Linked DNA regions of Homo sapiens: all the other regions are linked to region 3. Evidence: chromatin contacts called from ENCODE Hi-C or POLR2A ChIA-PET data. All regions are on one chromosome and are shown on one strand. Each heading gives the region's core, a stretch centred on a gene start or an enhancer-like site at or near the end of the contact. The rest is flanking DNA. Distances are from core to core; before and after follow the strand shown. Region 1 has its middle 7.2 kb from the start of SH3D19-AS1. Region 2 holds the start of LRBA (LPS responsive beige-like anchor protein). Region 3 holds the start of NR3C2 (nuclear receptor subfamily 3 group C member 2).

Region 1 (4,119 bases), core at 246-2,745, 2.7 Mb before region 3:
GAGACCATCCTGGCTGACACGGTGAAACCCTGTCTCTACTAAAAATACAAAAAATTAGCCGGGCGTGGTGGCGGGCACCTGTAGTCCCAGCTACTCGGGAGGCTGAGGCAGGAGAATGGTGTGAAGCCAGGAGGCGGAGCTTGCAGTGAACCGAGATCGCGCCACTGCACTCCAGCCTAAGCGACAGAGTGAGACTCCGTCTCAAAAACAAAAAAAAACCTAGAGAAGCCTTTCCAAGCAAGGCGACTCAGTTGAAAAAAAACCTAGAGAAGCCATTTAATATATTATTCTTATCCTTTGAACACTAAAAGCGTTTTTCTTTAAAAGATGCCCTTGTTTACATGGCTAGAAGGGTAATGGAATATATCTGTCATTGTGCTCATATAAATCACAGGTCTTGAATTCAGTCTGTAATATTCAAAATGAAAGAAAGTGCGTTTATCAGAATTTATTAGTAGAACTTGCATTTGAAAAAAAAATTTTTCTATAAGATTGTAGATCAATACTCCTAACATTCATTTCTTAGTTTTTACTCAGTTTCTTAAGCTTACCTAAATATACCTAGAGAAAATAATGATGACTGTATGGACTAATAATTATAAGGCGATATATTCACTTTGGTATAATCATTAATGGTTTATTTCTTTTAATTAATGTCAAATGCACATGAGCCATATGATTCATGATTCAATGTCATTTTGAATGCCATTGAATGAATTCTTCACAGTGAATTTATTATTTTATTTTATTGTATTGTATTTTAGAGACAGGGTCTCACTTTGTTGCCCAGGTTGGAGTGCAATGGCATGATCTTGGCTCACTGCAGCCTTAGACTCTTGGCCTCAAGTGTTCCTCCCACCTCAGCCTCCCGAGTAACTGGGACTACAGGCATGTGCCACCATATTTGGCTAATTTATTATTTTTTTCATTTTATTTTTTGAGGTGGAGTCTTGCTCTGTTGCCCAGGCTGGAGTGCAATGGCACAATCTGGGCTCACTGCAGCCTCTGCCTCTCAGGTTCAAGTGATTCCCCTGCCTCAGCCTCCTGAGTAGCTAGGATTACGGGCACGCACCACTGTGCCCCGCTAATTTTTTTGTATTTTTAGTAGGGACCAGGTTTCATCATGTTGGCCAGACAGGTCTTGAACTCCTGACCTCAAGTGATCCATCCGCCTCGGCCTCTGAAAGTGCTGGGATTACAGGCGTGAGCCCCGGCATCCAGCCTAATTTTTTATTTTTTGTAAAGACGGGGTTTCACCATGTTACCCAGGCTGGTGTTGAACTCCTGAGCTCAAGCAGTCTTCTCGCCTCGGCCTCTCAAAGTGCTGGGTTTGCAGGCGTGAGCCACCTTGTCCAGCCAACTGAATTTTTTTCAGAACTAACGTGAAGTCATTTTCTAACTTGTGCCTTTTTACTTCACTGTAATTAAAGAAGGAAAAAAAATAGAAAGCCTGACTCAGAACAACACTACCATCTAGGGGCCGCTCTCTTAATTGCGAGCTCATCCTGTTATACCACAGAAGAGAGCCCTTGGAGACCAGAGTTCAACTTGCAGAGGTTAAATGATTTGCCTAAAGTCACAGTTACTTGCAGAGCCTAAAGTAAAACCTATCTCTGCGGATTTCCAATCCAGTTCTTTTTCCGTTTATTATGGCAAAGTGATAACATTTTTTTTAGCAGTTAAACAAGAAGAATTGATCCGTTTCATTGGCCTGTAGTGGTTGTAGCCTCTAATACTTAACGATTAGAAAGAATTACACAGTATGTATTAAAGCCTTGAAGTTTTATCCTTCAGGAAGAAAAGTCCTGTCAGCTTCTTGGTTTTATGTGGACAATTTATATTGATGTTACCTAGAAACTGAAACATGAATGGATCCACTAATGTGGATTCCTTTTTCTCTTTAATAGAAAATATTCAAAAATTTAGAACATCAGATCTTGTACAGCTGTATCTTGTAGGGCTGTGCCCTTGGCAACAGTAGAGCAATCATAAATCTAGATTTTCATTAAAATATAACACAAAACACTGTTATTAGTATTTTGGAGTATAATAGATTAACCAAAGCACTGTTAAGCTGATAGATTTATATTTCAGAGTCTGAGACATATTCTGATTTTTTTAAAGGAATTCTAATTATATGTATACCATGGATTATTTATCTTCAAGTACTGTAAATTAGGCAATAATTAAATGAAATATTTGGTTGTCTATGTTTCACAAAAATTAACTAACAATACCAAAATATTGGCCTCTGGCTGAGCACTATGACTCACGCCTGTAATCTCAGCACTTTGGGAGGCCAAGGCGGGTGGATAACCTGAGGTCAGGAGTTCAAAACCAGCCTGGCCAACATGGTGAAACCCTGTCTCTACTAAAAATACAAAAATTAGCCAGGCTATGGTGGCGTGGGCCTGTAATCCCAGCTACTGGGTGAGGCAGGAGAATTGCGCAAACCTGGGAAATGGAGGTTGCAGTGAGCTGAGATTATGCCACTGCACTGCAGTCTGGGCAACAGAGAGTGACACCATCTCAAAAAAAAAATGTGTGTGTGTGTATATATACATATATGTATATATGTGTATGTGTATATGTATGTGTGTATACATGTATGTGTGTATGAATGTATACGCATATGTATATGTGTGTACACGTGTGTATATATACATATGTATGTGTATGCATAGTATATACATACATGTGTATATATACATATGTATGTATATGCATAGTGTATACATACATATGTATGTATATGCAGTGTATACATACATATGTATACATACGTATGTGTATATGTATATATACGTATACATGTATACATGCATGCATTTATACATATGTATGCACATATATACATATACACATATGTGTATACACATACACACACTTTAAATATATACATACATATACACATACGTATGTATGCGTGTATGTATATACATATACACATACATATATACATATACGTATACACAAATGTATATGTGGTAATATACACATATATACTTACATATACATGCACATATACACATATATATACATACACATATATACGTGTATATACATATATGTATCAAAAAAATAATAATAGGGCCGGGATGGATGTTATACACTTCTAGGAGCTGACACCTGCAATAATTTTTCTGCCTTGACTTCTTTTTTTTTTTTTTTTTCTGAGACGTAGTTTTGCCCTTGCTGCCCAGGCTGGAGTCCAATGGTGCGATCTTGGCTCACTGCAACCTCTGCCCCCAGGTTCCAGCAATTCTCGTGCCTCAGCCTCCGAAGTAGCTAGGATTAGAGGTGCCCGCCACCACGCTTTGCTAGTTTTTTGTATCTGTATTTTTATTTTTGAGATGGAGTTTCGCTCGTCAACCCAGGCTGGAGTGCAATGGTGTGATTTTGGCTCACCGCAACCTCTGCCTCCTGGGTTGAAGCAATTCTCCTGCCTCAGCCTCCCAAGTAGCTGGGATTACAGGTGCCCACCACCATGCCCAGCTAATTTTTATATTTTTAGTAAAGACAGGATTTCACCATGTTGGTCAGGCTGGTCTCAAACTCATGACCTCAGGTGATCCACCCGCCTTGGCCTCCCAAAGTGCTGGGATTATAGGCATGAGCCACCGTGCCCAGCCAATTTTTTGTATTTTTAGTAGACATGGAGTTTCGCCACTTTGGCCAGGCTGGTCTTGAACTCCTGTCCTCAGGTGATCCACCCGCCTCACCCTCCCAAAGTACTGGGATTACAGGTGTGAGCCACCGCACCCAGCCCTACTTTGACTTCTTAAATGATCTTAGCAAATGGAAACTCATTACCCTTCATAGCTGTCACACTTGCATTGCCTATCACAGCGTTACGTCAGAGAATTAATGACTCATTAAATTGGTATGACTGGATATTTAAAGATACTAAAGATTATTACTGAAATTTGGAGCTGTGTTAATAGGATTTTGGTTACATTTCTTTTTAAGAAATCATTTCAGAGATACATGATGAAATATTTACATTTGATAAGTTAAATTTGCTTCAAATAATTGAGGAGGAGAAATTGTCAGGAACTGTGCAGTGTTTGACATTTTACCCAACTTGTAAGCTAAACATTTAGCCTGGCATGGTTTCAT
Region 2 (4,726 bases), core at 1,217-3,716, 2.6 Mb before region 3:
CTACTTACAGAAAACAAATCTTTAACAAACATTTGCAACCACATGAGATTTGGTGCAGTTGAATTCATTTTAGTATTTTTAAAACGTGTAACACTTTTCTAAAGAAAATATCCCCTTGCTTGTTCTTCTGCTTCTTTTTTAAAAAAATAGAGACCTTGGTCGGGTACGGTGGCTCACACCTGTAATCTCAGCACTTCGGGAGGCTGAGACGGGCAGATCACCTAAGGTCAGGAGTTTGAGACCAGCCTGGCCAACATGGTGAAACCCCACCTCTACCAAAAATACAAAAATTAGGCGGGCTTGTAATAAAAATAAAAAAAATTAGCGCATGCCTGTAATCCCAGCTACTTGGGAGGCTGAGGCAGGAGAATCGCTGGAGCCCGGGAGGCAGAGGTTAAGGTGAGCCGAGATTGCGCCATTGCACTCCAGCCTGGGCAACAAGAGCGAAACTCCGTTTAAAAAAAAAAAAAAAAAAAGAGCACGGGTCTTGCTGTTGCCTAGGCTAGTCTCAAGTGATCCTCCTGCACTAGCCTCCTAAAGTGTTGGGATGACAGGTGTGAGCTACTACACCCAGCCCTCCCTTGCTTTTTGCGTCTGTTACCTTTTTCTTCCCAAATTTCCATGTGAGAGTTAAAATTGTCTTTTTTTTTTTTTTTTTTTGAGACAGAATCTCGCTCTTCCTCTGTCACCCAGGCTGGAGTGCAGTGGCAATTCTCCTGCCTCAGCCTCCCGAGTAGCTGGGATTACAGGCGCCTACCACCATGCCTGGCTAATTTTTGTATTTTTAGTAGAGACGGGGGTTTCACCATATTGGTCAGGCTGGTCTTGAACTCCTGACCTCAGGCAATCCATCTGCTTGGGCCTCCCAAAGTGCTGGGATTACAGGCGTGAGCCACCGCGCCCGGCTTCTGTCCACTTCTCAAGGCCATCTCAAATAACTTTTTCTTCAGGAAACTATTTCTCAAACCACTATAATTTTTTCCTAAGTTCTCTAGAATTCTTCCTTTGTTTAATCCCACTTTTTGCTTCACTTTCATTTTAGGAGCTAGGCGTATTTTTAAAAAGGCCCTTTGACCTCAAAGGATACACGTGGGTGAAAAACCACCTTCCTCTAAATTTATTTTTCACTCACTAGGAAGAATGGTTTACTGTTAATAGCGGGTGGAAAGAAGGGACACTGAGTATGAGGACCTATCTGTACTACCTAATATAATTTATCTTTTGATCTACTCTGAGAATGACGCGAGCCTAATCTTCACATTGGAAAATCACGAGAGGAAAAAACCCTTCGGAGGTCTACAGGCACAAGGAACCCTGTCTCCACGCTGTTTATAGCAGCTGTCTCAGGAATCCTCTGCCTAGAATGAATGTGGGAGAGGTTTCGTGGCGCGGCAGCTGCAAAGCAAGGAATCTTTCCCATTCCTCGTCGACTCGGTCCCCTCCCCTCCCCTCCCGAATGGCGGCAGCTGCCGAGGTATCCCAGTGGAAATCTCCAAGTCTCCGCCGAGAGCGGCGGGCGGGCAACAGCTGAAAGCAGCCAGGGGTGGGGACTCCTCGCTCCCATTGGGCAGGGACAGCAGCCTCACTGGCTCCAGCGCCGTCACCTCTCTGGCTCGTAGAGGTGCCTCAGGTGTTCTTCTCCAAGTCCAATGAGACACCTAGGCAACGCAGCGCGTGTTCCCTCCGCGCCAAGAGACCCTACGGTAACTTAACAACAGCAGGAGCGCCAAAATCCCCGCCTCAGGACTTGGCAGAAGCACCTCCCGAGGTCCGAGAGTGGGAGAGGGGAAAGTGTAGGCCCTCGGACGGAAGGGTCTCTCCTCGCCGGGCCGGGTACACACCTGGTGCTACCAGAGCAGCGCGCCTAGTGCAGCCGGAAGCCCCAGCCCAGCACTCCGGCTGGCTCGGGGCCCCCTTGGCTGTCCGCGCGTCGTCACCGCGCCCCCGCCGCGCGGCTGCCTCCGCCTTCGCGCCCTCCCGCCCCGCGCACTCGCGCTCGCGCACGCGCACGCCGCGCCCGGCAGCACTCGGCGCTGTCATGGCGGCCGGGAGCAGCTTCAGTGGGCACACGACAGCCGCGCGACCCGTGGCGGGGCGAGCTGTGGCAGTAGCATCCTCACCACTCGCAGCAGCCTCAGCCGCGGCGCCCGTAGCGCCAGCAGCGGCTGCTTTTGCAAAGGCTGAGCGCAGGGGCGGGGCGGGCCAGGAAGCCATGGAGTTCTGTGCAGCCGCGGACTCCCGGGGAGCGGACTAGGGAAACTTGGAGGCTGCGACCAGGTGCACTGACCTCTCTGTCCTCCCTTCTCTCCCTGCGGTGGCCGCTGGGTTTCTCTGGCCGCTCCCCTCCCTTCCTGCCACCACACACACCTCCCCACCCCTTCCCGTCGAATCTCAGGTGCCTGAGAGAGGTGCTTCACTCCTCCCACTGGGCCGAGCATTTAGAATAATCACCGCCCCCTTCCCCCGCCTTTTCCTGCCCTGGATCTCCGCCGCCACCTCGGTCTCGCTGCTCCTGGGCGGGGGGTGAGGACGAGTCCGGAGTATCTGGGTGAGGAAGAACTTTCTACCTCTGTGATAGCTTGTGGGCCCCCCTTCTTTCCTCCGATCCCTCCTTTCCCCGCGACAGTTTCTCTTTCTAGTGCACCTGTGAGGAGAGGTTACCCTGCGCCTAGAACCTGCACGAGAGTGGGGGAGGAGTGAGCCTGTTCGGGGGCCTCTTGGACCTGCCTTCACCCAGAACCCAGCTTTTTGAGCCCGGGAGAAGCGGGTGGCTAGTAGTGGGGTGCCTTTAGTAACTTACTTGACCGACAATAACTATTTCCCTCTTGTCCCCTCAAAACCCTAAAACAAAACCTAGCCTATTTAACATATATTTAATCTTCCAATAGGGTTTGGCGTTGTTGTCAGCCTCGGGGAGAGAGATTGGACAAATATTCTCCAAGAGGAGGAGGGCGACGCCAAGGACTTTCCACATCAACTGCTTTGGGGTATCTCCACAAGTTGGAAGAGGGACCCTTTCGTTTTGCATTGCGTGTGTTGTGCTCATTACCAGTGCAGCGACTGCCGTCCCAGGGTGACTCTGAGTTGTCCTTTATCGTGAGCTAGCAATGGCTAGCGAAGACAATCGTGTCCCTTCCCCGCCACCAACAGGTGATGACGGGGGAGGTGGAGGGAGAGAAGAAACCCCTACTGAAGGGGGTGCATTGTCTCTGAAACCAGGGCTCCCCATCAGGGGCATCAGAATGAAATTTGCCGTGTTGACCGGTTTGGTTGAAGTTGGAGAAGTATCCAATAGGGATATTGTAGAAACTGTCTTTAACCTGGTAAGTCCATGAATATTTTATAAGCATATACTCTTTTCAGTGGGTTGGGGAACAAGATCTTAAAGCTGGAGCCATGTGGTTTACTCACACTGATGGTGACTTTTTTCGTGTATAGGGACACAAAATTCTACTCACCTAAATGAAACAATTTCATCTGTTTTTTAGATTGAAGGGAATTGTGCAAACTTAGATGATCCAGGTTTTGTGAAAGTGAACACATCACTTTTGTGCTAAGGAAATAATTGTTGCTATGGAAGTATTGGGGGGAGGTTCTAGCGGAGGAGTTATCTCTAATTTTTTTTTTCTTGGCTTGTATGCCTAAGTCTGCGTTTCCCTTTACCACTTTAAATAATTTCTTGTGACCTTTTTTTGGACTTGAGAATTAATGTCTTTGATTCTGTCGAAGTTATGTTTTGCTACAATAAGTTTAAAAATTTGTTTGTAGTGCTGATGCAAGATTAATTTGCTGCAAAGTTAGTATTTTTAATTTTGACTAGTTTTATTTTTAGACATAACTAACAAAAGTTAAATTGGTGATGAATTTAGGATTGCATTTAAAGTAATCTTGTGAAAATTGAATGGCAATATGAAAAAAGGAATTGAAGCAGATACAGTATAATTTTTATGTGTTTTATAAATTCATGTCTAGCAGGAAAGCATAGTTAGTCATTGGAAGTTGCTGATTATACTAAGATGAGCTATGAATGCTTTTTTTCGGGTGGGGGTGGGAGGGGGATGAGGCCTCTCTATGTTGCCCAGGCTGTTCTCAAACTCCTAAGTTCAAGCTATCCTCCTGCTTCAGTCTTATGAGTAGTTGTGGCTATAGGCATGCATCACTGTATAGGGCTTAAATTGTTTTTAAATTGAGGTATAATTCATATATTATACAATTCTACCTTTAATTAATTCATTAACTTATTTATTTAGAGATGAGGTCTCACTCTGTTGCCTAGGCTAGTTTTGAATTCCTGGGTTCAGGCGATTCTCCCCTCTTGTCTCCTAAGTAGCTGGAACTACTGGCATGCGCCATTGTGCCTGGCTTGGTTATCATTTATAATGGAGACTTTTTAGATTTCTTTATTCCAGCCTCTCTTGCCCATCAACTTAAAGAATCAAAAGGAAATCTGGCCCTAAAATACTTCCCCCTTTTCTACCTACCCACCTGTGTTAGAGGATAACAGGACCAAATATAAACATGCAGTTAATTGTAATAACTGTTTAGCACCTTTCCCTTTGCCTCTTTTCAAGGTTAGGCTTGTTTTATTCTGGGGCAGTTAATTATTTCTTTCACTAGACCTTCTCTAATGGTCTGGTCACCTGCAGTACAACTTCTAGAATAAGAAAGTAGCTAGATGGAATTCTGGCCGGGCGTGGTGACTCACGCCTGTAATCCCAGCACCTCA
Region 3 (4,601 bases), core at 1,774-4,273:
CCAGCCAGCTCCCCGCACGCCTCCGCGCACAGACGCCCGCTCCCTCCTCGGCGCCCCCCCACGGCGGGGGTGGGGCAGAGGCGCGGCGAGCCCGAGAGGGGCGGGGAGAGGAGCAGCCTGGCGGGGTGGGCAGCCGAGGAGCAGGAAAAGAAAACTTTTCCCTCCCGCCCCCCGCGCGAGGTCCCCAGCCCTCGCCTCCCCCCGCAGGTGGGAACTGCACCTGAAGCCGGGCGCGAGGTCAGGGCCGGACTTTGGAGGGCTGCGGGCAGGGCTGAAGGGGGTGCGTGCATTTGGGCTCAGTTTTCCTTTGGCCTCCAGGTTGTCAGTGGCCGTAGTGGGAGGGCGGCTGCCGGCGCCCCTGCCCGTTTCCCACCCGCGGGTGGCCGGACGCGGTGCCGCCTCCTCCCGCTCGTGAGGGCGTGACCCGGGGAGGGGGGCGCAGGCTCCCCCTGCGACCGCCCCCTCACACACGCGCTCGGCCGCCGGAGCTGTCACCGGCCACCCAGGGCCCGGGGAGGGGGCGCGGAGAGTGGCGCTGCGGAGCGGCGGGCGCGGGATCCTCCTGCCGGACTTCCCGGCTCCCAGGGACGCCGCTGTCAACGCCGAGCGGACGCGCAGCCCCGGGAGAGGGGCCCGCCAGAGGCCCGGCCGCCGCCGCTGGGGGCGGGCGGGTGCCCGCGTCCCCCTCTGCGCGATTTGGCGCCGCTGCCTCGCCGCCTCTTGTAGGGTAACAGCACTATTGCTCTACCCACCGTCAGCAGGGCGACTGCCACTGCCGGGATTATCATCCTCTCCATCCTCACCGCCGATCAGCCAATATTGGACTTGCTGGTGGCGGCGGCAGCAGCGGCGGCGGGAGTCTAGCCGTTCCCCTTCCCCCGCCCCAGCCTCCCCACCATGTCCTAGAAAAGGTGAGTGCAGCGACAGTCACTTTGCGCTGACAGCGGCGAGAGGGGGTCCGGAGAGCGCAGGGGCGGCCCCGGGCAAGGCAGGTTGCGCGCCCAGGGCAGAGGGCGCGGGTTGGCGAGCGGAGGTGGGATGCGGGCAGGAGACGAGTTGCCCGCTGGCGGCCCTGGGGCAAGGGTGCTGGGTGGCGGGCGAGTGATCGCGGCGGCTGCCCCTGCACGGTTCTAACCTAGATTTTGCAAGAAGCTGAGATCCAGGGCAAGACCGGCCCTCCTCAAAGGAGATAAAAACTTAGTAAAAGAGACACGTCCATTCCTTTAATAATGAATAATTCGGCAACGCTTGCGGAGCCGCCGCCGCCTCGCGTGCCCAGGCTCTAGGTCCGGGACTCCCCTTGCTCCCGCCCGCCGCCCGCGCTCTGCCGACGTGAGATCGATGCCCAGTTCGCTGGGCCGGGAGAGTGCGCGTGACGGTGGGCCCCGCGGGAAAGTTGGGACGCTCGGCGGGGACTCCTGGCTGCGGGGACGCCGGGGGCAGCTCCAAGCTGGGGACCGAGGGGCATTAGAGTCTGGGGTCAGGACCAGCTCGCGGCGCTGCCGCTGTCGCCCCTATCTCCAGGGAGTTCCTGACTGGAGCGGCTGAGAGTTCAAGTCTCAGCCCTGGGTTAGGGGTCCGGAATCCCGGAGCTTAACTAACTGTTAAGGAGAGGAGGGGCCTTTGGGCACAGGGTGTCCCCCGGTCCCCCGCCTCGGGCTTTGGCGGGCGCGAAGCGAGGGTGAGGCGGGAGGCCGCACAGCTGCCGCCGCCGGGCTGCGGGTCGCCGAGGGCCGGGGGACCAGATTTAGGTGTATACGTCACTGATGCTGACTCCGGGCCAGCGGGGAGCCTAAAACGGGGCCTTACATGAGAAGCCTAAAAGTCCTTAGAAATCAAAGTTAGGAACCCCATCCTTTTGCTTAGTAACTGCAGCATTTGGGTGGGCGGGAGGAGAATCGAGGAGGGGGCGGTTGGAGGGAAACCGAAATTTCTTCATGCAGACAACCGATCCTTAGAAAACAGTTTGGTTCCTTCCCCCCTCCTGTCTGTTTCTCCCACTTATGTGACCCACCCCCTCCACCCATTATAACGTGAATATCCTCGATGGTAAGCTTGCTTTCAAATTGAACTAGTGGAAAAATCCAATACTAAAGTAGTAAGTACAGTGACAAAATTATAAGGAAGTAGAGGAGCAGCTCTTGACCCTGCCACTTCTTTCATTTATCTTTCTCTCTCTCTCTTTTTTTTTTTTTTTTTTTTTTTTTTTTTTTTGGTGTTAGGGGTCTAAGGGATGGGAGGAAAGCTGTGTTTAAAGGGTTTTTCCAGCACGGTTAAAACAACTAAATTCAAATCGAGTGAACGTGATCGTCTTGCTCGCTGGCAGCGAAGGCTGCTGCTGCTCTGCTGAGAGGTAACTCTGGAGACAGTGGAAAGGGGCTGGGAGAGGAACCTCGAGGGTCGGGTGAAGCCCACCCAGAGTCCTCCCCGCGCGCGGACGCTGTTGGGCGGCGCCAGGGTCTGGGCTGCAGCTCACCTGGAGCTGCAGGTGGAGAGCGTGAGGGGACGACACTTTGCTCGCGGAAAAACCGACTTCTTCCGCGTCAGCACACTTTTCACATCTCTCCAGATATCCTGGGGTCGGTCAGAAGGAGAGCAGGGTGGACGTAAGCAAGTTTGGGGCGGCCGAGCGATGGGGGTGGGGGCAGCGTGCGGAGGCCGCCTGATGTAGCCACCGCCCGGCACCCCAAGCTCCCGCCGCGGCTGCGGCTTTAAGGAAGCTGCCGAGTCCAGGCTGTGTCGCAGCAACTTTGTATCAGTCATGTCGCCCGCCTGGTGACTGACAGCCTGGATTGTCCAATAAGAAGCCCGCCTGACCCGTGCGGCGTGGAGCCTTGCTTCTCTTCGGGCCAATAGGAAGGGTTCAGGGGGGCGGGATAGCAACCTGAACTTTATCTGGACATGTGACCCGCTTTTAAAAGGGCCAGCCCTCCAGCTGGCCCACTCCCCCTCCGGGCTTTCGCCCGCCCTCTCTCCCTCCCTTTTTTGCCCGCCCTGGCCCTGCCCCTGCCCCTGCCCCCTCCTCTCAGCCCCTCCGCGCCCGGGGTGTCATTGGGCCCGGGAGACGGGAGCCAACTTCAGGCTGCTCAGAGGAAGCCCGTGCAGTCAGTCACCTGGGTGCAAGAGCGTTGCTGCCTCGGGCTCTCCCGCTGCAGGGAGAGCGGCACTCGCTGGCCTGGATGTGGTTGGATTTAGGGGGGCTCCGCAGCAGGGGTTTCGTGGCGGTGGCAAGCGCTGCAACAGGTAGACGGCGAGAGACGGACCCCGGCCGAGGCAGGTGTGTAGGGGCGCGCGGCGGGGCACCGCTTGCCGTGCTCGGCGTGCGGCCGCGGCGCGGGAGCGTGCACTTTGCAGGGAGAAGTGGCTGCGTAATCCGGAGGCACAGTCAGTATGGTGCTGTGTGCTTGTTGTTTTGTTTTGGTTTTCCACTTTTCTCCCCCTTTGGCCGCCAGAGGACTATTTTGGGAAAGTTTGGCCACTTTGGATAAATGCCCTCTAACTAGCAGCTTTTAACTGCCTTTGGCAGTGGGAGGTCTACCACCCTTCCCTTTACCCAAAGATGAATTTCGGATCATTTTCCCTGTACAATTTTTAAAGGACGTTTGAATAATATTTCTTTCCTTTATCAATTGCGGACGCTCCCAAATCTCAGCCGGAGGTGTAGCGCATAAGGGCAGTTGAAGGAGATATAGATCCTAATAGATCCTGTATAAAAGGGGCTCTGGAAATTCGTGCATTTCCCGTTCGCTAGCATTCGCGAAACTCTTGAGACAGGCTACGCTTCCTATGGCATCAGTTGGAATTTTAAGGGCAAGGGAGAAGGGGACGAAGCTTCTTTTGGTGGCATCCTTACTCTGCTACTGAATTTTAGGTGCGTGGCTTTGCCTACTCAATTTAAAAAGACCAGGTTTAAATAATAATGGTTTATGGCACCATCAGTTTTAATTATTTATTATGACATAGGAGTTAGGAAAACTTTTGATAGCAGACGAGCTTTTGAAACCGCCGAATTTTAAAGGCACCAAATTGCTTCCTAACATTTTGTATTGCCATTTCTCTAGGTGCTGTTATTGATGATATTTACATAGTAATGATAACAGCATTCTCCATCTGTGAAGTCCTGCTGTGAAGTTTAAATTTTATGTTTGACATCGTGGCAGCTATCATGGAAAAGCTTGAGAGGAGAAGTTTTAAAAAATAATTTAAAGTGGAGCTTTTTCCTTTAAGGGAGGCATAGTTTTGTTTGGCGATTTTTGGAAAGATCAGGTGGCTCGGTAAATTAGGTGAGTGAATAGAAATCAGGTGTGCTCAGTTCTAACTGGTTCTCCCGCTCTCTCAGGTGACCTTGGGCAGATTTCTATCATTTACCTCATCTATAAAAGAGAGGAACATAATAGTTATGTAGTGGGGAATGACAAAAAATAGTTACATATAGTGAACTTTTACAACTATGCAGTCTATAGATGATTGTGAGATTCTTAAGCTTTAGTCTTTAAAGTGCCATCTTATAGTCAAATAAATATAAAAAAGATGCCTTTTCTATCATTTCCATCATGATGAGATTGGGTTTTGGGGGTTACTAAAAGTGAAAGTGTTTCCAG

What was found. Hi-C counts contacts between places; a loop is a spot of excess contacts on that map. ChIA-PET counts read pairs that join two places held with the same protein, here RNA polymerase II (POLR2A). Pooled maps may share reads with other maps.
Region 1: a map of B cell shows a loop between it and region 3 (26-fold over the local background). The contact joins the enhancer-like site here to the promoter of NR3C2 in region 3. A Hi-C loop is called at or near these places in 2 of 168 maps with a recorded cell type or tissue (B cell and CD8-positive, alpha-beta T cell) and 3 of 50 pooled maps. POLR2A ChIA-PET finds 5 or more read pairs at or near these places in 2 of 52 experiments (HEK293T and activated CD4-positive, alpha-beta T cell).
Region 2: a map of CD8-positive, alpha-beta T cell shows a loop between it and region 3 (20-fold over the local background). The contact joins the promoter of LRBA here to the promoter of NR3C2 in region 3. A Hi-C loop is called at or near these places in 4 of 168 maps with a recorded cell type or tissue (CD4-positive, alpha-beta T cell, CD4-positive, alpha-beta memory T cell and CD8-positive, alpha-beta T cell) and 9 of 50 pooled maps. POLR2A ChIA-PET finds 5 or more read pairs at or near these places in 5 of 52 experiments (CD4-positive, alpha-beta T cell, CD4-positive, alpha-beta memory T cell, CD8-positive, alpha-beta memory T cell and 2 more).

Annotation. Positions count from the first base shown.
Region 1 is chr4:151,114,912-151,119,030 of GRCh38, reverse strand. No RefSeq gene overlaps it. Among named protein-coding and RNA genes, the nearest start is that of SH3D19-AS1, 7.2 kb to the left of the region's middle. Within about 2 kb of position 1,495, at least 3 of the 41 ENCODE cell types and tissues checked have a DNase peak (open chromatin) inside an H3K27ac peak, as active enhancers do.
Region 2 is chr4:151,013,024-151,017,749 of GRCh38, reverse strand. LRBA (LPS responsive beige-like anchor protein) reads left to right here and starts at 2,466. Exons shown (of 57, transcript NM_001364905.1): 1 at 2,466-2,548; 2 at 2,889-3,323. The coding sequence starts at 3,108. RefSeq lists a silencer at 1,897-2,046 and enhancers at 1,598-2,195, 2,547-2,676, 2,857-3,036.
Region 3 is chr4:148,440,836-148,445,436 of GRCh38, reverse strand. NR3C2 (nuclear receptor subfamily 3 group C member 2) reads left to right here and starts at 3,023. Exons shown (of 9, transcript NM_000901.5): 1 at 3,023-3,277. RefSeq lists silencers at 590-639, 2,826-3,115 and an enhancer at 800-889.